Regions from separate parts of the Homo sapiens genome. Here regions 1 and 3 are each linked to region 2. A link is a loop called in an ENCODE intact Hi-C map of the cell type or tissue named here. Cell type or tissue: HepG2. All regions are shown on one strand. Each heading gives the region's core, and the rest is flanking DNA. Links, peaks and the distances in the headings are about the cores only. Region 1 has its middle 110 kb from the start of MIR548F3. Region 2 has its middle 170 kb from the start of MIR548F3. Region 3 has its middle 220 kb from the start of LINC01848.

Region 1 (8,134 bases), core at 3,475-5,974, 56 kb before region 2:
TTCTGTAAATGTCAATTAGGCCTATTAGATCTAATGTGTAGTTTAACTCTGCTGTTTCTTTGTTATCTGTCTGGATGATCTGCCTGTAACTAAGAGTGGGCTGTTAAAGCCCTATACTACTATTATATTGCAGTCTATCTCCCCGTTTAGGTCTATTAATGTTGGCTTTATATATTTGGGATCTTTGGTGTTGAGTGCATAAATATTTATATAATTATGATATTCTCTTGCTAAATTGACCCCTTTATCAATATATAGTAAATTTGTCTCTTTATAATCATAGATTTGTAATCTGTTTATATATATGATATGAATCTAGTTACTCCTCTCTTTTATGGTTTCCATTTGCAGGGAATATCTTTTTCTGATCCTTCACATTTAGTCTACATATGTGGGTTTCTTGAGGCAACATGTAGTTAGGTCTTGTTTCTTTATCCATTCAGCTATTCTTTGCTTTTTCAATGGAGAATTGACACATTTACATTCAGTGTTATTATTGATAATTAAGGAGTTATATAAGGTATATACTTATTACTTATACCAATATGTGTTATATTGATAAGTAATAAGTAACTACTATCATTTTATTGCTGGTTTTCTGATGGTTTTGAGACTTTCCTCTTCTTCCCTTTCTTATTGTCTTCCTTTGTAGTTATTATCTCTGATAGTATGTTTTAAATTGTTACTGTTATTTTTAGTGAATCTATTTCAGATTTTTGCATTGTGGTTGCGATGGGGCTTACAAAAAACATTTTAAAGACATAACAAGTTATTTTAAAGAGATGGCAACTTATCTTAGAACACCAAAGAATAGAAATAAGCAAAGGCAAAAAATCTACAATCTAACCTCATTTCCACTACATTTTGATTTTCAGTTTTCTCAATTTACATTCTTAAAATTACCTCTTAACAGGTTGCTGTAACTATGATATTTTTAATATATTTTGTCTTTTGTGCTTAATACCAGAGTTATGGGTGGATTATACACCATAAATATAGTAATAGGGTATTTTGGGTTTGCTCATGTACTTAATTTTACCAGTGGGTTCATACCTTGAAACGTACTCCCTTTAGCATTTCTTGCAAGATGAGTCTGGTGGTGCTGAATTCTCTCAGCTTCTGTTTGTCTGTGAAGGACTTTATCCATCATATTTGAATAACAGTTTTGCTGGCTATGATGTTCTGAGGTTGCAGTTTTTTTTAATTTGAGCACTACCATATGAATCAGTAATTGGATATTTATTCAAAGGAAGAGAAATCCATATATTAAAGGTATATCTGGACTCTAATCTTTATTGCAGCACTATTCACAATAGCAAAGATACAGAATCAACCTAAATGTCCATTAACACATGAATAGATACAGAAAATATTATATATAGACACATATGTGTGTGTGTGTGTGTGTGTGTGTGTGTGTGTGTGTGTGTATATATATCTGTGTCATAGGTAGATGAAAGTTGAATTATATAAGAAAAATTCAAATGTTTTCCATAATTGGCATATCATTTTATAGCTACCTCAGATATGTATGAGAGTTCTATTCAGTCCATATCTTTACCAATATTTAGATGAATCAGCCATTCAGCTGTCTACTGGTTTGCAGTGTTCTGATGAGAAGTCAGTCATAATTCCTGTAGCTGTTTCTTTGTATATAATGTTTCTGTTTTCCCCTGTCTGTTTTTAAGATTTTCTCTTTCTTTTTGGTTTCCAGCAGTTGACTATAACATGCCTATGTGTGTTTTTCTTCTTTCTACTTGTAGTTTGTTAAGCTTTTGGATCAATGTATTGATAATTTTTTATAAAATTTGTAAAATATAAATTTTGGTTGTCATGTTTAAAATATGTTCTATTTTTTCTTTCTCTTTTTTCTTTATTGAACTCCAAATACAAGCGTGCTAAACTTCTTGATAATTCCAGGAAGTTACAGATGGCCTGTTTACTTTTTCCTTTTTTTTTTTTTTAAACTGTGTCCTTCAGTTTGATGTTTTATATTGATCCATCTTTGAGTTCATTGAATCTTTCTTTTACAATTTACTTGAAGACCCATTCAACAAATTTTTATTTTCAAATATTATAATTTTAACTTTTAGAATTTTAATCAATTTTTTTTATTTTACAACTTCCAATTCTCTCCCACAATAGTTCATCTCTTTATCCATTTTTTCCTATAAATTACTTAATATATTTTTCACAGTTATGTTTAATTCTGGACCTGCCTAATCTAATACCCGGAAATTTCTAGCTCAATTTATATTGACTTTTTTTCTTGGTGATGGGACATGTTTTCCTGCTTCATCACATATCTTCTAATCTTTTATTGTATTATGAATATGGTGTATAAAATAATACTATAAAAATTTAATTTGTTTTGGTTCTTTGACAGTGAATGCAAGCCACTGCCCCTGTTTGAAAGTTAAGGGAAGGTACTGGCATTCAGAATCTTTATAATCAAATTGAGCCTGTGCTACATCACAGCATTGACTTTACCTGTGATCAGCCTGCTTCATTTTTTCAGTATCACTAGTCTCTTTTTTATCTTGCTTTATATTCCAAATGAGAGAAAGTTGAGATGCAATTTAAAATATTTTTAGTTCACCTTTGGATTCAATTTGGTCAGGGCTTCAAAATAGAAGCAACACAAAAATATGTTATTTCTTTCTGTTTATCAGCTTCTCTTTCATGGCTGAATTCTTGATAATATTCAGACAGAGAAACTTATTGGCTGAAAAATTTGTTTTTTGCTTGGAATCTTCCAGATTCAAATATCTCCTGCCATCACTGTGTCATCTAAAGCTTATCTGTTTTCTTTTTAACCCTGCCGAGTCTCTTCATCAACATCAGGCCTACACCTCCACCCACTCGTATCCAGACCAGGAGCTGTTCCCTAGGTAGAGAAGTTGCCATGGTACTCTAACTAGGAAGCACTTGTTTTTCTTTGGAATTCAGTTCATCAAGGCTTTATTATATCTACAATTCCTTTTTCGCCCCTTAGAAAATAAGGTTTACTTATCCATTTTGTCAATTTTGTTGTTTTTACCATGATTTGAAAAGATTTTTTAGCTCTTCTTCATATAAACTGGAAGTGGAAGCCAGATAAATATTCATCATTAAATTTCTATTCATGGTTTTATATTCTTTTCCATAAAAGTTCCCCCAATTTGCCTAATCTTTAGGGCTCACATATCTAGATCTGCCCTGAATAAACTAAAACACTTTTTTCAGAGTAGAGTTTTTAAAACCAAGGAGACAGCAAGATAGACATAAGATAAATATTACATGGGATCTGAATAAAATAGTTTTTTTCTCCGTTATCTTTTACTTTTTCCTTGCCACCTTCTACTCCTTTCTCTTTACACAGGAAACAGAAATAGAGATGAGGATAAAATGTCCTAACAACACAGTAGGCTCAGAAAGCAAGGATGAGACTATGTTGGAGGCAAGAAATTTGGATGGACATTAGAGAAAGAAAAAACAATTTTGAAGTATATTTATATTTGACATTATAAGTTAAGCCTCTAGAAAATTTCAATGTCAAAATTAAATTTATACATCAAATTGGCCATATTTCATTTTGAAATAAAAATGGCGAGATGGGAAGAGGGTGCAGGCATCCTGTGGCAAGTTTGGTATTAAAGAGGAGTGAAGAGAGAAAGGTAAGACTGTGGTAAAGGGGCAAGTTAAGAAGGAAAATTCATTGAAAAGTCCTACCCCGCACCCACATCACCATTTTGATCTTATAACTAATTCTTCTTTGCCTCTCTTATCTCCTAGCATGAAGAATTTGCTTAAAGTTATAACCAATGCTGCTCAGCACATTTCTTCATTTCCACACCTTCACTCCTCACATTGCTCCCCACCCCACCCCACACACAACTGAAAATCAATTTACAGGTCTCTTCAACTCTCCCTGATGGGCCCAAGCTGCATACTGAATATTTCTGGCTTACTGATTTTCAAAGGTTTTTGGATGATATTAACAAATAGGAGATCATAATATATATGAAACTCAACTAGATTTTGACTTAATCAGCCCAAATCCCTATGTGTTTCTATTGTAATTCTTCCCTCCAGCATAAAGAATTCCCCTGCTTCTAACAAATCTTTGCAGCAGGTCTGCAGCATCACAAGCTTTAGATATCTTCTGATATAATTTTAAAATCTTCTGAGCTATGAATGGTCCCTGGCAACTCTCTGACAAACAATCATTTTAGTTCTGACAATCTATGGATAGCCGAAGCTGCACAGATCAAAATAAGAATATGGGACGTCCTTAGATATCCCAGCAAACTCTAAAGGGGAAATGAATGTTCTATCCTGAGGCACCACAATGGATTAGAAGGTTTTATCTAGCTGAGAGTGATGGTAAATAGAGCCATTCACATTGGGGGTATTGCTCAAATATATTTTAACACTTTGATCTATTTCTTTGCCCTATAGTAGTTTAGGTAGGCTTCCCAATTCTGCTCACAGTCTAAGTGTTTTGTTACTAAAAAATTTTCTCTGGAATTGAAATACCAAGACTGAGACTTACCTATTCATATTAGGGCCTTGAACCTTTTTGTAGGGAATGTAGCTGACTGCAAATGGCCCTATATCCATGAAAGGCAATCTGTAGAGAATGTGTCAAAGGTACAAAGTGAGTTGTCTTCTTTTCTTTTTCTTTTTGTTTCTTATTTCTTGTTGTCTTATTTTTGTCTTTTTGTTTTCTGCAAAACACTGTAGAAATTAAAGACATTAGATTATAGTGAACAGCTTCTGTAGTGGTCATTTGCTGTCTCTTTGGCAACCTTCTCCTTTTCCTTCTGGTCATAGGGATCTGGATTTTCTTTTAAAGAATTACCTCTCCACCACTTTTTGTAGTCTTTGTGAAGCTGTCAATCAAGGTACACTGACCTCCCCTAGGGACAAGTGTCATTCATTGTAGGCTATCTGGACATCTGGACTTTGAGTCTTGAGTCAATGGATGAAAGAATAAGAAAACAAAAACCTTTTGGAGATGTTGCTTGTCATCAGCAGCATGTTGTTAGAACTGTCACTCTACTTTGCAATCCAATTTCCCTAAGCTGTACTTGTTCCCATCGTGCTGAGACTGGTTCTCCCAAGTCCTGTCACTGATTGTGGTGCCATCCCCTAGTCTTCTGATAAATTCTCTTTTGGTTAAATTACCCAGGGTCTGTTTGTATTGTTTGCAATCAAAGAAATTCAACTAATAGAAATGTTCCAAGTTAGTCAGATGGTAGATGATTTTTATGAGTAGTTAGCCATTCCATAATATGCTTCTGTGTTTCTAATAATATACACATTTATTTTAATATTTTGATTGAAGTCCTGAAAGAGCCATTTCTATAAGTCAATACTTTGTAAGACTGCAGCAAGATGTAAAAGATTTATTCAGGAAACAATCTTAAGCAACAACAGCAATCTTCTTTGCAGAAAAAATGATGGATCAGTAAGGCAGTGCAATTCTAGTGTCCCTAAATCCAGATGGGTTTAGAACGGGGATTGCAAACTGAAATATCTGTAGGAAATGAGCAATGATGCAAACGGATGAGTCATCTGGGATACTTCTCACTTTCATTAAGAATTATAATCTAGCTGATTTTTCTTCTTCAGCCTCTTTGGTTTCTCCTTTCGGTTTCCACCTCTGATAGAGACATGTGCCAAAGACATATTGCTCCACTAAGGAAAACACCAGTGCCAGTGCAATGACAGGTAACAACTGAAACTCGCCATTGTTCTCAAAGAAACAATAGAAATCATGAGGACTCAGAGCTGAAGAATATATGCCCTTTAAATGAGGCAACACTCCTCAGCTCTGGACAATCACCGCTTGTCAGACGGCTGGCTCAGTATTGCCTATATCTTCTGATGTTTTCTAAAGTAGTCAGAAATATTAATGTTTTTATTAAATGTATAATAATCTATTTATTACATATTGGCAGTTAATTCAATTAAAAGTATATTGGGTGAGCCCAGGAAAAAAAATATACATTCTGCTCTTGACCTACATGAGAAGCTGGGCTGTGATATTTGATATGGATTTGAGGCATGGCAAACACTTATTAAGCACACCACTTCAGCAAAGGAAAATTTATTTAAAAAATCAAACTCTTAAGCCAGAACAAGCTACCACAGCATAAAATAAATTCCCAGGGGTGGCCTAATGGGATCCTGCAGGACCCAGCAAGTGATGGAAGATAAGTTAGAGAAGGAAAACTCTTGTGTTGCCAGTAGCTCAGGAGGGTATGTCGATACACTTTGCTTGGCCAGAGAGGCATGTCGTACCTGGCTTGATATGTTGTTCCAGTCACCTCTTATATGTAGAAACGGACTAAAGAAAATCCATTATTGACACTTGAAATTTGTGCAACTTACTCATTTCAGATCTTAAGTGCTCCAAAAAAAAAAAGAATGTTGTGTCTGTGTCAAGTTGCCTTTATGCTATTGTGTTTTACTATATGCATTACCTTAAAAAAAATGAACCGCTCTTTGCCACTAAGCATCTTCAAACTTAGAAGAGAATAAGATTGACATTACTGTTCAGATCCATTAGTCAAACTACCGTGGCTTTGGACAGGTAGTTTCCAAAATACATCAGCCTCATTTACACCCAACAGCAACAAAAGACATTGGATATTTTTCTGCTGTGATGCAAGGTACAAAGATACTAAGGCAGAAAGTTGTTTTGATATACATTGCTTTTAGGAAAAGGATTGGAAGTGGAAGGTGAAATGACAAAATACAAAGGTGAAATGACAAAATACATATCTATATCCTAATGATTATAGAGAAGAAAAAAACAATTTTACCTAGGAGCTAGATTAAAATCAATGAAAGAACAAAAGGATACAGCAAGAAATCAACCAGTATGATAACCAGGGATGTTCCCCCGCCCCAAAATAATACCACTTAGTTTTTAGTGTGTCTAAGTAGAAGCTGTTTATTCTTGAAAATCATTGTTCCCATAAATGCCACTACACTGTTTTTATATTTTATTAATTCTACATGATCACTTTCTTGTACCCCAGGTATTCTACATATCTGCATTTACAATGAACGTAATTAATTTGGATTCTGGAAATAAAGGCATTTATAAACTTGACTTTCCCTGCCCACTGAGACACTGAAGCAGTGTAATACACATATGACATCTGATGTATGTCTTATATTTTTTTAATCTGGATTGATCTTATTTTCTCAAGCTTCTATTATTGGGGTGAAATATGACATCTCTATGAGAGTAAGTCTGATTTCTTATTAATAAAGAAAAATTAGATTCATTATTTGAGCAAATAATTGTAATGTGGCAGGCATTTTCTTCATTATGTTATTTAAATTGTATTTCTCACATCAAAATATCAGTGAAATCATGACACGTCACTTCTTTTACATTTGAGAAAACTGTCATATGAAGAATTTAAATCATTGGCTCAATATCGCACGTTTTACAGGTGGAACAGTCAGAATTTTAGTTCTGCTAGATTCTAAATTGTGCATTTTTCACTTAGCTATACCAACCTAAGGCAGAATGAGTAAGACCTGACCTATAAGAGGGGAATTATTCTAAATATAGTAGTTACTGTTTAAACATTTATGGTAGCACAAGGCTAAGGAAAGCAGGCCATAGGCCGTGTCATGAGATTTCCACTGTAAAAGCATGTACATGCCAGGAACTTAAGAGCAAGGAGTGCTTTCTGTGTGTGCTTCCATCTCCACCCCGCAATGGACCCCTCATAGTGGTCTCTTAACAGAAGCAGGCTGGTGAAGGTGTCCTGTCAAACATCAGCACCATGAAATATGAAGACTTTGGGGAGACTACGATAATAATTCAGTAGTGGCTTTAGAATATCTAGAAAAGAAGATCCTGAGGTGGCAATCTGGTAAGGAAGGGCAACCAGGGAATTTGTCTTGGATCTAAACTTGCATAAAGGAACTTCTGTTTACTGTGTGTTGATGTGAAGTCATTTCGAAGCTGATGGAAATCAAGAAGAGCTTAAAAGCTTCAGAACCTATCTTCCCACATCAATAACCTGAAAAAAAGAGCACTGGCTGGGGAGAATCCCAGGACAAGGGTAAGGGGTGACAGACACATGATGATTTGGAGATGGTTTTCAGAGGTGTAGTAAGGAGT
Region 2 (8,134 bases), core at 3,280-5,779:
CATCTTCATTTTCCCCTCCATGAACTACCCTATTTCAACAGTAGAAACAGTGGTAAGGGGATGAGGTGAGAGTTATGCAAAAGAGACAGACTTGATAGAAATAAGAATAACAAAACATTGAGCAATTTCTTGTGACTTACATGCAGAGAAAAAATGTTTTCATGGAAAAAAGCCAGATGAGGACCTCCTGGGAAGTATTGTGAGCTTTTCTTTTGCACTCTCATTATGACTTTAATAGTTTTTTCTGATTACTGAAATGATGGAAGTCCTTTGTATAATATTTAGAAAGTATATAAAAGCACAGAAAAGAAAATAAAAAAAAAACATTTCTACCTTAAAGAATTTTAACTCTTGCAGATCAAATATTTAAAAAGGAAAAAGAGAAGAAGAGATGGCAAAAAGATATGAGTACTTTGATTTCTAAATTAGGTGGAAAATAATTGAATAACATAAGCATCATCTCTACTAACGAATACATATTAAATTACATAAATTCTTTTCAGATACTTCATCACCAAAAGTAAAAATAATTGACACAGGGCTTTTTGGCATGGTAGTCATTTACATCAAAATGTCAACATAGTTAGTACCATGAAATATTATACCCAGCAGAGCTCCCTGCTCCATCCCATCCATGAGCCTCATTCGCTCCTTATTTCATCCATTACTTTTTCCTTTTTGGCCAGTCCTATACTGACTTGTTGAGGCACAGAATAGGGTAAATGTCAAGGAGAGAATGAAATTAAAAGCCAAAAGTGATTTCTAGAACAGATCAAAATGTTTTATTAAGCTTTTCCTCTGCAATCCCCTTTTTCTTGTAGATATGAGGCCTGGACTGGGCAAGGACGTCTCTGTCTGGGCTGTCAATAGGACAGGTTATTTGTTGTTGACATCTACCCTCACCTCTTACACTCAAGCTGCGGATACTGCAGACCTTGGTTAAAGTGGGCTTCTTCCCTCCCCTCCATTAATGATTCTCACCTGGCAGCACAGATTTTGCACCTATGCCTGCCTGTGGTGCAGGCAGCCCCTCACCCTGCCCACTCATAGGTTAGCAACTGGAGCAGGTCAAGCCCAGGCTGGGCCCTGGGTTGCCCATGGAAAGCCCAGGGAGAAATATTGCCACTGCTCCCGTTATCCCCCACTGGCTGCCACAAGGGCTAACCAGCTCAACCCCCATCGGATTCTATGTTCTTAGAGGGTTTTCTGCTATCAGTGTTATTATTGTCCCATGAATGACTGAGAAGCCATAGTGATTTTAGAGTTCCTAAAAAGAGGTGAGTACAGTCGTTCTTAGGAAAGAGCTCTGCTGTCAATCATCCTACCATCCAAGGATTACTGTCTGTAGTAAGCTTTCACTGGTAGGAAGCTTGTAAGGGAAACCCAAAAATGAATGTACCATAGAAAGATTACCAAGAAGTTCAGGAGATTCTCTTTTCAGAGGGCACTGTTTTTTACAAATTACTAGGTAAATGCATCAGCCTATGGCATAGGGATATCAGAGCAATATTTTTTCAATTTCTAGACAAAGTGGGAGGAAGAAAATTAATTGCTTATCTATTCAATATTGACAAAGGGAGCTGGCTAAAAGACACATAAATTATCAAGATGTTTTCGTGATGCTATAACAGAATATCACGAACTGGGTAATTTATAAGGAAAAACATTCATGTCTCAAAGTTCTACAGGCTGAAAAGCTCAATACTTAGGTCCTAGCATCTTGTACGGGCCTTCTTGTTGTATCATAACATAGCAGAATTGCAAAGAGGATTAGAGAGAGCAAGAGGGGGCTGAACTTGTTTTTTTTTTTTTTTTTTTTTTTGTTGTTGTTGTTCATTTGTTTTGTTTTGTTTTGAGATGGAGTCTCTCTGTCACCCAGGCTGAGGTGCAGTGGTGCAATCTCAGCTCACTGCAACCTTTGCCTCCTGGGTTCAAACAATTCTCCTACCTCAGCTTCCCAAGTAGCTGAGATTACAGGCACACCACCATGCCCAGCTAATTTTTGTATTTTTAGTAGAGATGTTGGCCCAGCTGGTCTCAAACTCCTGACATCCAGCGATCTGCCTGCCTCTGCCTCCTAAAGTGCTGGGATTACAGGTGTGAACCACCATGCCCAGCCTCTAAGTGATTTTGTTTTTGTACTTTTACTCATTTAATCCCCATAACAAACCTAGGAGGCATGTAATATTATTATCACCATTTTAGAGATGAGGAAATTGAGGCAGATAGAGGTTAATTTGTCCCCATCACACAGGTAAAACAGGAGGAGGCAACATGGAATGTCTGCCCCTAGAACCCGTGTCCTTGTTAGTATGCAGCTGAAATAAGCTCTTTCTGCACATTAGGAAGGATCACTAATTCCCAAGTTAATATCCATGTTGTATCTCAAGGACTGGACCCACTTCTCAATCACCAGATTTAACTCCCAAAGCCGTGGTGGGGGAACACCCAGGCCTGCATGTGGAGACAAGAAGACATGATTCTATGCTTGATGCTGGGAATAGATGGGACCAAAAATGGCTCTGACTCAGAACTCTGCTTGTCAAGAAATGAGTCTGAACTGATTGGTCAGCCAACAGATAATATGCTTAAGGAGAAAGCAAGTTTATTTGGGAAGAAGCTTTCCTCCAAGACATTGCTGGGGATTTGCAACCAGCAGAGTGATTTCAAAAAATGAACCAGCCCATATAGTCATGCTTTATTTGAGCATCCAACCCAAATAGGGTATTATCTTGCTCACTTCTTTGAAGTCACCAACAATTCTTAAGGAATTAAATAATTTTCGAAACGTTTTTGTCTATGGTGCTGACTTTTCTAATCCAGAAGCCCAACTCAAAATTTTCCAAGAAAATCCAGATAATTAATGGTTGAGTATTTGGGGTGTCAGGTAAAATTAGTATTTTCTATAAGAAAGCTAATTTTCTTGTTTGTTCCATATATTGGGGGCTATCTTCTGCTATTACTTCCTGCTTTATAGAAAATCCCACTACAGCTGAGGTCTTGATTTTTTTTTTCTCTCATTTTTTATTTTGGAACCCTAAGAGATCATCAGTCTACCTGTTTTATTTTCAGTAAAATGCAAATAGTATATATATTTAGAATAACATAGTAAATAATGTATTGCTTATACAGTAAATTATTTATTTACTCCAGGCATACATAGTTAGAATTTGAATATAAACATTTTATAGTCGGTACCACTGCTAATGAAAAAAAATTAAATCAGCCTGATGGCAGCTCTGGATTATACTGTACCTACACTCCACATCATCAGCAACCTGCAAACAATCACTCACCAGCACACAATTCCACAGTTATTTGCAGGATTTTCCAAAACGTTCAGTGTTTGAAATCTTTTTCAGTCTCCTTTCCTCTGTATACTGCCTTCCAGCTCTCACCCTTTCCTCTTAACCTGCCTTGCTGTAGTCTAGTAGGTGTCTGATTAGTCCTTTGTCAATCAACATGTATTTATTGAGCACTGATTATATATAATGCTTGCTAGGAACTGTGAATGAATATTGGAGGAATATTAACTGTCGGCCTTTCTGGAAGAGTTTGTACTTGGCTAAGTTACATATATTAGTATACTCCACAAACCCCCAAAATAAATAAATAAATAATGAAGATTTTAATAATCAGAACACCAACCAATTGTTACAAATATTTTTGAAAAGTGATAGCATTTGAACAAACTACATGGCTACCATTTGGCTACTGTGAGATTTTGTAAAACCTAAATTAAAATATATATGGGAAAGAATCTGTGTGACCTTTGGCTCTTCTTCTGAACTTTGAAGCTGCTCCAGTAACTTTAGTGAACTCACCATCCAGCAGCAACTGACATTATCATGCTCAAAAAGTAGAATGCAAATAGAGAAATTTACAATGATTGAAGAACCAGGAGTAGAATCTCTTGGTATTAAATATTTGTAGTATTTAGACTGTAAAGCACAGGGCAGAAGCAGAAAAAATTTGAAATCACATAAAACCACAAAACTTAGGGATAAATTGAATATAAACTTATGTTCCAAATCTTCGATATATTTGAACAGCTTTTTGAGGGCTTTTTTTGAAACATGGGCAAGGTAAATGTTTTTTCTTATAAAATGCATGGACACCGTTTCCTTAGCAGTTTCTACATTCCAGGTCTTAGGCATACATTGCTTAATATAATATTCACAATACCCTTGCAAGGTAACTGCTACTACTATCATTTTAAAGTTGAGAAAGTTGAGACTCATACCTTTATAATTACCCCAAAGGGGAGAAAGCCCTTAAGTGACAAACTCCAAGTAGCTCAAAATCCTGAACTATTTTCATTGTTATACATTGCCTCTCAGATGTAGTGTGGCATCACTTAATGGGAGGTAAACATTAAGATATCAATACCACCATCCCCCACCACAAAACAAAGAAGTATGTTCAGGAGAAATTAAGAAGTGAAACAGGTTTTTGGCAGTTGTTCCTTTGAAAGCCACCATGAATAATGGTGTTTGTACCCAAGTTTAAAAATTATGTCTTCTAACAAATATGTCTTCATCACTATTTTCAAAAGAGTTTTGTGACCAGTGTGAAAGACAGACATTTTACCCAAATAATTTCCAAGAGTAAATGAGACCATAAGTGATAAGAAGGACCAGTAGGGAAGAGAAGGTCCAGTGACAAAGGAATTGCTGGCCAAGGGTCCAAGAGTCCAAATTGCATAATTTACAGGAATGAGAGACAAGAGAGGTATTTATTGTTTTTGCTGGTGGTTTTCCAAAGAGCTGACCTTGGCTTTATTGGTCTTTCCAATTGCATGGCTCTTTTAACTTTACAAACTTGTATTTTTATGCATATTATTTTCTTACTTCTCTGTGTGAGTTTATTTTGCTATCCTTTTTCTAACCAAGCATTTGAAAGTTGTTGAGCCTTACTCTATAGTCCAGTACATGGTTATTTCTTATAAAAGTTTCACCTGTTGTTGAGAATAGTGAGGCCTCTGTCATTGTTGGTTGGGATGTCCTTATATGTCTGTTATCTTGAGGTTGCTAGTTGTCCTGTTAAAATTTCTATGCTCTTAGAATAGATTTATTTTTTCTGCTTGATCTATCAGTCAGGATGAGAGATATGTTAAAAACCTCTAAATTAAATTATGGACTTGTCTAATTCTTCTTGTAGTTCTGACACTTTGGGGTTTAAAAAATATGAAGCTGCATTAAGAAGTGCATAAAAATTTTAGATTGTTATATGTTCTCAGTGAATTAAACCTTTTATCATTAGGAAGTGTCACTCTATCTCTACTAATGACTTTTTTATTGCATTCTATTTGGTCTGAAATTAGTATGACTACCCAAACTATCCTTTATTCATATTTTTATAGTATACCCAGCTATTTTAGATGTTTTCTGTGGGAAACATATTCCAGTTATTTATCCCACAGTGTTGCAAATTCAGAATGCTGTGATTTTATTTATTTTTACTATAATGTGGTTTTTTGAGTAGTTTTTATTAATGTTTTTCTGATATTTTTTCTTTCTAGTCTTCTTACTTCAATGCTATCCCAATAAGAATGTTACAGACTTTCCTAATTTGGGTGGATTATCATCTGTAACCTATACCTCTGAGGTTTCAGTGTGGCAATAAATTAATAGAGTGACTATAAATACACACATACTAGCACAATCTGTTTTCTCTTTCTAATGACTGAAGAACATTTTCTGTTTATGTTTTATTTATGGACATTTCTAGTGTTTTCTTGCCACCAAACAGTAGAAACATCTTAAACTACCTTCTTATATTTAGAATAATACCTTCAAAATTTCTAAGTCATAAATCATTCATGCCAAAATAAAAATAAAATTTTGAGCCAATAAAGAGGTCCAGCCAAAAAAGGAATCAAAGAAGTGAGCTGAACTCCCCAGAGAAGAGTGTTTGCTATCTACTTTCACTCTTTTGCTCTCCTATTCTGGCACCATAAGGACAGACCCTTGCCAAATAGGTCTCCATTCCACCAAGACTTAGGACTCAGCCTGGCACTACCAGGAATTTACAGCAAAAAGAGCTTGACTCCTCATATCCCATCTCCCTTTCATTTAATGTAATTACATCCCTTAGGCACTCCATATTTACTTTGTTTCCTATATGAGATGGTAAACAACAGCAGCCTCACTAGGATACTGAAGAAACTGAAAAAAAATTACAAGGATTCTGGAAATAATAAATAAGGGGGCCGGGTACGGTGGCTCTTGCCTGTAATCCCAGAACTTTGGGAGGCTGAGACAGGTGGATTACTTGAGGTCAGGAGTTTGAGACCAGCCTGGCCAATATGGTGAAACCCCATCTGTACAAAAATACAAAAAAATAAAATAAAAATTAGCCAGGCGTGGTGGTGCACACTTGTAATCCCAGCTACTTAGGAGGCTGAGGCCTGAGGACCACTTGAACCTAGGAGGCAGGGGTTGCCGTGAGCCAAGATGACAGAGCGAGACTCCATAGCATGCTTTCAAGTTCACATTTTAACTTAATGTTTACCAGATATGGAAGAATGTACACACAGATATATATTTCTTGAAGTACATGCACTCACACACACACTTGTGACTATCCTGGATATCCAGGATATGCAGGCCCACACATATACGTGTATCCATGCATATCACCAAACTATAGCAAACATCGTACATGTAAATTCCAAATTGGAGGGTGATACAATTGCGTGTTATCATTGACTCATTAAGAATAAAAAGTAAAATGCCATTGAGCTCTGCATTCAATTATATTGGGCTTTGAATAGGACCAGTTTTCCTTGCAACTGATCTACATTTTACTGGGTAGTAAGAGTCTGCTTGTAACTATGTTAATTAAATTAATTTAAATACTGTTACCTATTTCATCTAGAAAGAATTAACTTGATCTGAAAGGAAAGTAACTGCCTGATATCTTCTATAGGCTCAGATGAAAGAAAATAGATTTTAGGCTCACCATGTACAAGGGATTAATCCTCACCTGCATCAAGTTTAGGATAGCTTATTTCCAAACCAAGGAATTCCGCAAGCAGTCTCTTTTTTTTTTTGGCCAGGCTGGAGTGCAGTGGCACCATCTTGGGTCACTGCAACCTCCACTTCCCAGTTCAAGCAATTCTCCTACCTCAGTCTCCCGAGTATCTGGGATTACAGGCACCAGCAGCCACGCCTAGCTAATTTTTGTAGTTTTAGTAAAGACAGGGTTTCACCATATTGGCCAGGATAGTCTCCATCTCCTGACCTCATGATCCACCCGCCTTGGCCTCCCAAACTGCTGGGATTACAGGCATGAGCCACCGCGCCTGGCCAGCAGTGTCTTAATAAATGGGCCCTGCTCATCTCGATTGCAGACAATTATCCCAGTGGGTAGAGACTGAAAACTGTTATCCACAGAGAATAAAGGAAAAGGATGTTGCCATCCTGGAGAAGTTCTGATTATAAAAATTATCTAGATTAAAGCAAATTCTGAACAAAAATTCTTGGGCTTCAACAATGAGATAGACATCTGAATAAACCACTTACTAGTGAACTGGGACCTGGAACGTTCCCAGGTACAAATGTTCATCAAGCTTAAAGCAAGTTATATACTTAAAGTGAAATATTCCAAGTTAGAATTATGTGGAGTTGAAAATTTATTTCCTCATTAAAATAAAGTTATAAGAGTTATATTCCCGGACAAGCTTTTACCACCAGCTTTACGAAAATTACCATTAACATTCTGTTTTACAAACTCCAAATAGTATACCTGAAGAAGATGAAGATTTCTAATGTGCATTTAAATCAGAACTGTAGAAAAATTCAGTAGCCATTTACATTAAATTTAACAGAATATAGTGTACCATGAAAAGTTCTCGTCTTCATTATTCACAGTTTTTGTTTTATTTTTACTGCCTCCACTCAGAAGCCATTAGAGTCCTTAATACAGATCAATGATGGAATCCACAGTGGAAGTTTTTGTAGTCAACTTAAGAAGATAGATGGCCACATTGAGTTTTTTCAAAAACTGTTTTAGGATTGCCTGTTCTTTATTCTGGCTTATTTTTCTCATTGTACATTTACATATAGCAAGCATAAAGATTGGAGAGAAAGTTATTGGCAATTTTGCTGCTTTGGAAACAAAATCTTTATAC
Region 3 (8,134 bases), core at 2,833-5,332, 240 kb after region 2:
ATGTTATTACCATAAATGATATAATTCTTCCCTCTTCCGTGTTCCTATTGCTCTTTATACTTATCTCTATTAGATTAGAAATGTTTTCTTCTTTAGACGCATATGTATTTCTTATACATATTAAAATATAAACAATCAAGAATAGGAAGTAGAATACCCGTCTAGAGTAAATTCTCAATAAATGTGGAAAAGCAAAGGAAAAGAGGAAGAAGGGAAATTAGTTCAGATTTGGAGGAGGACACAAAGATTATAAAATTCAACCATATTTTACAAATGAGGAAAGTAAAACAATAAGAAATTAAGTGAGCCAAAGCCTTATACCTATTGAGAGGCTGTTTTGGACATTCATGAATTTGGGGGAACCAAGCACCTTGTAACCTCATTAGTTTGCTAAGAGCTCTCTGACTTTTGACCCTTGACCATCCAGGACTTTTGTTTGAACTCTTAGAGGAAGAGAAGCTGTTCTACCAGCCAGCCTTGAGCCTGGAAGGACAGGAGCTTTTGGCAGCCATTATACCACCATGTGGAGCCTGAGAATAACAAAGCTGAGAGGTGAATCGCGGCTGAGTACATTACGGCTTCTTATATCCCCAGATCAAGACAATCTGTAGAACAAATATGTTTACTCTGTTTTTTTTTTTAAAGCTTGACTTCAGTTTTCTGACTTGGTCCTAACTAAAAATCATGCAGCATTTGAACTAAGTATAGGTCTTATAACTCTCAACCTGTATTCTTTTCATCTTGGTACTGCCTGTCTCCTCTTTGCTGATAGTGCTTTCCTTTTCCTTTATCAATGTAAAAACAAACCTCCTCTACTTATTTTACCAAGAAGTAGGAAGCTTCCACGTTTTAATGACAACCTTGGTATCTTTGCATGGCCCTGCGTCTGATGAATGGAAGGATTACCTCACTGTCTCTGCATGATTACATTCCGATTTATCTATCGGCCCAAACATACTTGCTACTTAAAAAATAAAAGTACAAAGATTCAATATTCCCAGAGACTTCAGTCTCACTCCAAATGTGTTCCAGTTTCTATTTATTCAGAGTTTTGAAAACCAGAACCCTAGGGAGTCCTGAGGTCTGGTACACACATATGTATGACCTTATCAATGCAGAGTCAGAAATTCTGTGCATTCAGAAAGCCCTAAGTCAGAGGTGGTTCCTCGATCACCGTAGGATTGATTTCTTCAGGCTGTTCAGGTGACTTTTGTGACCTTACCATTGCAGCAGAAAGGGTCATATTTGCTCAATAACTGATCGGGTGGCTGTGTGGAAACACAATTCAAACTTCTGTCCTCCCTGGCTAGGTTGGTAACAGCTAAATGAAACCCAAGGGAAATCTCACATCCAGAAAACAGCAATACACTCTGACCTGCAGTTGATATTTCAAACATAAAATACAATTAAATCTGCTAAAGATCTCTGCTTAGCCTGGGAGAAGCTTGCAACCATGGAAGAAGAGAGATGTGCAAATCAATTTACATTGTGGCAACTTAAGATTCAAAAATATTGTATACTTTAAGGTATATGTATAAGAATATTCATTCCAACATTGTAGTGGCAAATTAATCAAAACAGGCTAAATTGGTATTGGAGCAGCTGGTTAAAAAAATTACAATATCTGCCTCAGTGAACTTCTTACAACTATTAAAATGAAGAAGATTGGTCTCTATGTCCTAATATAAAATTACCTCTCAGACAACTTCTTCAGTGACTAGCACAAGGGGCAGGATAATGTGTGTAGAATGCAACTATTTATGTTAAATGAAGGAAGAAAGGGCCATGTGAATCTGTGCATACACACACACATATACACACACATACACACACACACACACGCACACTTTGCTATGCAAAGAATATCTCTGAAAAGATTCACAAGAACTAACATCAGAGGTTGCCTCAGCGAAGGGGAACTGGAGTACCTGGATAAAGCTAGGAGGGAGAATAACTTTCCAATGTATTTCCTTTTGCACCATTTGAATCTGTGTTGCATGCCTCCACATTGCCTAATAAAAATAAAACACAATATTCTAAAGCCACACTTTGATTTAGAGTTTAAAAATGAAAACACTAAGATTTCATATTTCTTTTTTCCTTTAAGGCAAAAGCAGGACCCTTCCACCTTTGTTACTTGCTTTTGAACAAATAGGAGGTAGTATTTTTAGACTTTCTCCCTGGAGCCGAAAGCTCACAGGATTAAAGCAACCAAGGAAATATAGAGAAGTAGGAGCCCAAGTTCTATGTTCTAAATATTTTTCAGTCATGAAGAAACTAGCTTTTTCCCTAATGCTTCTGTTTATACCGGTAGGAGCATGCACTAAGGTAATTTCTTCTTTTTTCTTGCTGGATTAAAGAATGTGCTTAATTCTCTCTCTCTCTCTCTCTCTCTCTCTCTCTCTCCCTCTCTCTCTCGCTCTCTCTCTCTCTCTCTCTCTCTCTCTCTCTCACTCTCCCCCTCTCCCAGAGAAGTTTCTGTTGTTCTTTCCCTCAAAGTGGACACACATCTGAACACAGCTCTAGTGCATTTCTGCTGGAAGAAGCAAGAAGCTATTAACGGTGGCACTTGAGGCCGCTGTGCAAGTCCATTACCCCAGAAATAGATTAAACCGAGTTTCCAGAAATGCCTTCCTCCAGCATTACATTCTTACCTAAAAGAACGTGGGCCCTATTTAGCAGGAGATAGATGTTCTTATCTCATTTCACTGACAAACTAAAGTGAAATAAATAAAGACAAATAAAAAGGCCACCTCCTGAGAATTTGCTTTGCGTCTTTTATTTCAAATCACATATTTGGGATGGGGTTATTTTCTTTCTCTTCCTCCCTCCAACTGCCACCTGCTCTGAGGTTCTTTTTTTTTTTTTTTTTTTTTTGAGACAGAGTGTTGCTGACTCTCAGGCTGGAGTGCAATGGCACAATCTCGGCTCACTGCAAGCTCTGCCTCCCAGGTTCAAGCCATTTTCCTGCCTCAGCCTCCCGAGTACCTGGGACTACAGGCACCCGCCACCACACCTGGCTAATGTATTTTTAGTAGAGACGGGGTTTCACCATATTCGCCAGGATCGTCTCGATCTCCTGACCTCGTGATCCGCCCTCCTCAGCCTCCCAAAGTGCTGGGATTACAGGCGTGAGCCACCGCTCCCAGCCTGCTCTGAGGTTCTTAATGGCACTGCTTAGTACTATGGCTCTGAAATATCTAGCATGAGTTTACTCTCTGACATGGTGGAACCAGAGCAGAACAGTAAAGAGAAAGATTTAGCCTAAGCCTTTGTTACCTGGAAGCAGTTTGCATAAACTCCAGATACTCATTCCCACAGCTGTTCCTTAGGCACAGAACTGAACCAGTGGCCAGTTCTAAACAGGCTCTAACTGGTAACAAAAGTATATAAGTAGAAACCCATTTGTTTTGCTTTCTCTTTCCCTATCGTCTTCTACTACTTTGGTTTTCCAAACGGCGAAAGATAAAGTTCAATTGTGCCCTAGTTACTACTTAAAAGAGGGGCTTAGACGGGGCTAAATATAGTTCAAGCTGAACCTCGCCTCATTCCCAAAAGACACACAGTGCTCAGAAAGTTCATTTCCAATAGTAGTGTGAGAGATTCCTTCCATTCAATATATGGGGAAGAAAACCATGAAATAAGACTAGAAGGTATATTTGTCAAGTTTAATAAGAAGGCTACAGCAGGGCAGTCCCCCGCAGACTCTGTTCTGTCTTACACAACACCTCAGGCATCAGATGTGATAAGGGACATCCTGTCACATACGATGAATATCAGGATTTGAGACTGAGGGGGTGGTAAGATTTCCTTGTCTTTAGATCACTTGTTCTCAAACCTGGCTGCACATGCATTTTTTTTTACACCTGAGACTTCCCCTAGAAATTCTGATTGGGTGGTGTTGAGGTGCAGTCCAGGCATCTTCATCTCTAAAGGATTCTCCTATGGAACTAGACTGAGCACTGCAGCTGCTGCTAGTGAGGATACTTGTGGGTTGGGACTAGCTTGATGCCATCTCCCTAGTTAAAAGGACTGGTCAGACAAACCTGGATAATTTATCATCCTCTGCACCATATAGCACTTTACTCACTGCAATACACTCTCTCATCACAGCCCTGCAGGACAGGCAAGAAACTCTATTTATCTCCATTTTACAGAGGAGAAAACTGAAGATCCAACAGACTTGCCAAAGGTCAGTTGCACATTAACTCAGAGGCAGCTCTGGAACTCCAAATAAAGCCTCTATTGTCACCATAGTTTTCGCTACAGCCCTACAGGTTCCTCCAAGCTTAAAGTCCAAGATGAGCAGTTTTGGTGCTAGCAACTATTTTGCTTCCTAGAACTAAAGGAAAAAGAAGCATGAAACCCAGGATACACCTAAGGAGTATAATCCCTTAATTTTAGAGATGAGGAGATTGAAGCACAGTGACTTGCCCAAGATCACATAGCTAGCTAGCGAGAAGAAAAGTAAACAACAGTGGGACCGTTATCGGAAAAGGGTCCCAATTCAGACCCCAGGAAAGGGTTCTTGGATCTCACATAAGAAAGAATTCAGGGCGAGTCTCTAGAGTAAAGTGAAAGCAAGTTTATTAAGAAAGCAGAGGAATAAAAGAATGGCTACTCCATGGTCAGAGCAGCCCCCCAAGAGCTGCTGGTTGCCTATTTTTATGGTTATTTATTGATGATAATGTTAAATAAGGGGTGGATAATTCATGCCTCCCTTTTTTGGACCATATAATATAACTTCCTCACATTGCCATGGCATCTGTAAATTCATGATGCTGGTGGGAGCGTAACAATGAGGATGACCAGAGTTCACTCTCGTGGCCATCTGGGTTTTGGTGGGTATTAGCCGACTTCTTTATTGCAACCTGTTTTATCAGCAAGGTCTTTATGACCTGTATCTTGTGCCAACCTCCTATCTCATCCTGTGACTTGGAATGCCTTAACCATCTTGGAATGCAGCCCAGTAGGTCTCAGCCTCATTTTACCCAGCTCCTATCCAAGTTGGAGTTGCTGTGGTTCCACACCTCTTATAGGATCATAGTTAATGTAGACCAAAAGCAGAGCAATATGTAGGGGAACTGTATACCTCTTTCTTGGGGTTTCAATAGAAGGCAAAGTGATTACTGCACAAAGAGCTGCTGTGTATTTGGAAGAATGCCCACTGCATTGAGAAATGGACCACGGGGAGGAGTAGCCATACAAATCACTGAGGTCACCTTGCATGGTCTCTATGAGTGTGCCAGCCAGTCTGTGCCTATTTTTATAAGAGAGAGAGAGAGTGTGTGTGTGTGTGTGTGTGTGTGTGTGTGTGTTGGTTGGTTGGTTGCTGAGAAAATGCTCAAGCAAGCAGGAGCCTGTGTACATTTGGCAAAGATAGAGAACAAAAAATAAATTCCCTGGAAAGCGTTAGCATAATTATATAGCCAGCCTGTTTCTTACCTGGAGGTAAATGCAGGCTGCACAATCACTGTCAATTTTGACAATCATTCATGATATAGAAATGTGCAGGGGAGAGGTCCCCCCTCTCTCATTCTGTCTAATTTCTCTAACCCTCTAGCATAGCTAGAGATTAACCCAACTCCTATAAAACAGAAACAAACTTCAAATCCATGTCAGAGCCTGCCGGAGAGAATGATTTACAAACTGCCAACAGAACACTGGTGTAAACAAGATAATGCACATTAATTCCCAGCAAGTCAATTAGCATTCAGTTATTCTGAACAGAGCCTGACCTTGATGCTTGAGGATCTGAACAGAATGCAACCTGTAGCTTAAAGGAAAATGTCACCTCTTCCACTCAAACTGGCAAGTCTATAGGGTTAAAAGGTTCAAGAAGCACTTCCTCATAAAGACACACAGAGACAAAAAACCGTCTCAACATAACTCTTGTATTTCAGAACTGGTATATTTTTTTACTTTGAACCTACAAACACTTTGATGATTCTCACCTTTGATCTAAATTTCTAAAGGATCTAAGTGTTATGCCACATTCCAGAGGCATTTTTACTTCAAGATGTCTGAGGATTTAAAAGATTTCAAAATGAAGAATTGCATACTTTTTTGCATATTTCTTCAATTACCAATTCAAAACAAAGGCTTTATTTGTAATTGCCATGCTCATTACCATTCTATCTACTTTCTGGAAATCCTTCTCCTTGTACATGGGGAAATGTTCAACCACAGCCTCTCATGATGTTTTACCACACCAGCGTGGTGAGTTAGGCACCCCAAGAAGTGTGAAACCCGTTAGAGTCCCCTGAAGCAAAGCTTTTCAAATTTGAATGTACACATGAAGCACATGTAAAGGAAGCCTCTGATAGAGGAGGTCTGGAGTGGAACCCAAGATCCTGTATTTCTTATGAACTCCCAGGTGATCCTGATCCTACAGTGTTTCAAGGACAGCACTGTGTAGTCCTGCACCAGACTGTTCATCTAAGAAGCTTCTTCTACGGAACAAGTAGTTTTTTCAAAAAAAGTTCTTCTACCATCTGAAGAGTGCTAATGTAACAGGAGTCTAAATTTTTCTGATTCAGGCACCCTTGACTTCCAGGTTTAGAAAAATTCCTCCAACACTAATCCTAATCGCAATGCCTAGGGGGCCTGTATTTCCAGACAGGTATTCTGGAATTTTTTGTTTCTTCATTGTTTGTTTTGCAGCGTTCATAGTTGTTCGCGCTAGGTTAATTTCATAGAGAAAAACAAAATTCCCATGACATTAACAAGTTTTGCTTTTGTTGTTTATCAACTGATTTTTAAAAAAAAACACTGAGGTAGAGATAATAATGAGACATCCAAGTGTAAGGGGGTCCCCGGGAAAACCCCAACTGGCCTGCACACCCGGGTGGAGCCACAGAAGTTAGCACCGTTTGCAGCAGGAAGGAACCTGGCCCCTCTTCTTCCTGCGTGGTACCTGGGATTCAATCTGCGAGGCAGGAAGCGCACTACCAGAACTCTAGCTTCGCAGAGGGTCCTTGTTTCTCTTTTTTTCCCTTTTCTCCAATAAAGTCCATTTATTCTCACCCTTCAAAGTGTCTGCGAGCCTAATCTCTCTCATGGCTGTGTAACAAGAAACCGGCTCTTAGCTGAACTAAGGAGAGAGTCCTACAACAATAATAAAATCCCCCTCAGAGGTTTCAGGAACAATTGGCTGGGCACCGGGCACAGGCAAATGCAGGTTCTTCATTATGTATACACAGTTAGATGCTGGAGATAAATCCGATTGTTTGGGTACAAAAAAACAAAAATCCTTCATGGGGTCCTTCTCTAGTGTACTCAGCAGACATTCTCCAAGGAACAGTTTACCTGATCCCAGTTTATTCTTCCCTAAAACACGCACACAGACACACACAAACACCCCACATTTCCTAAGCAATTTCCCTAGGATCATTTAGAAAGCCCTGGTATCCCATCTGTCCATACCATCTATTCTTCATCTCTTCCCAGTGTTCCAAGCCAATAATAATATAACAATAATAACAACAGTAACAATAACCACTGTTTCAATCTTTACTCTCATTACAATGTTTTAGATAGGTACCAGTTTTTTTTCTCATTTTAAGGATGAGGACTTAGGCATAGAGAGGATAAGCAATTGGCTGAAGGTCACACACCTAATAGGCAGGGGTACAAACACAGCCTGCACCGGAATCCATGATCTTAACTTCTACATGCTACTCTTCCATACCCTTTTAATTACTTTACCAAAAAAAGAGAGAAAAGCCTGTTTATCCTCTTTATCTTTTACAGCTGATGGCTCATTAAAACCAGAGCCAAAATAATTAGCAACCAAATAAATTAGTTTCCTTTCCAAGAGAGTGTTTTCAAACACTCCCCTGAGGTGAGGGAAAATATTTGCATCTGTCCCTGTTGGTGGGGTGTGTGCAGTGAAGTGCATTCCCCTAGAATGGGTTGGATGCTGGTAAGGAAGCAAATAAGAAGAAAAACAAAACTGTTTCCACAGTAAAATATGTTGGCTCTTCTTACCCCCTTACATTTGAATGAGTTCTGTTTTCTCTTTGGGAGTTCAGTTCTCACTGCCTCGGGAAACTTTCTTCATTACACCACCCCCAGTCAGTTCACATCTTCTGAATAACTGTGGCCAGTATTATTAGAATCTCTCTGCATGCCA

The links. Hi-C counts contacts between places; a loop is a spot of excess contacts. Peaks named below come from ENCODE experiments on the same cell type or tissue, not always from the same donor. Only the 100,000 strongest peaks of a DNase experiment are listed, where the experiment ranks them.
Region 1: a loop joins it to region 2, with 2.4 times the contacts of the local background. A loop is called at or near these places in 2 of 110 quality-filtered maps.
Region 3: a loop joins it to region 2, with 4 times the contacts of the local background. A loop is called at or near these places in 2 of 110 quality-filtered maps.

The regions. Positions count from the first base shown.
Region 1 is chr5:110,399,562-110,407,695 of GRCh38, reverse strand. It overlaps a transcript of TMEM232 not described here. Among named protein-coding and RNA genes, the nearest start is that of MIR548F3, 110 kb to the left of the region's middle. In HepG2, for the core only: no CTCF peak of the experiment used is centred there; a DNase peak (open chromatin) is centred at 4,955.
Region 2 is chr5:110,343,648-110,351,781 of GRCh38, reverse strand. No RefSeq gene overlaps it. Among named protein-coding and RNA genes, the nearest start is that of MIR548F3, 170 kb to the left of the region's middle. In HepG2, for the core only: no CTCF peak of the experiment used is centred there; a DNase peak (open chromatin) is centred at 4,701.
Region 3 is chr5:110,102,988-110,111,121 of GRCh38, reverse strand. No RefSeq gene overlaps it. Among named protein-coding and RNA genes, the nearest start is that of LINC01848, 220 kb to the right of the region's middle. In HepG2, for the core only: no CTCF peak of the experiment used is centred there; DNase peaks (open chromatin) are centred at 4,241 and 5,191; H3K4me3 peaks cover 791 bases.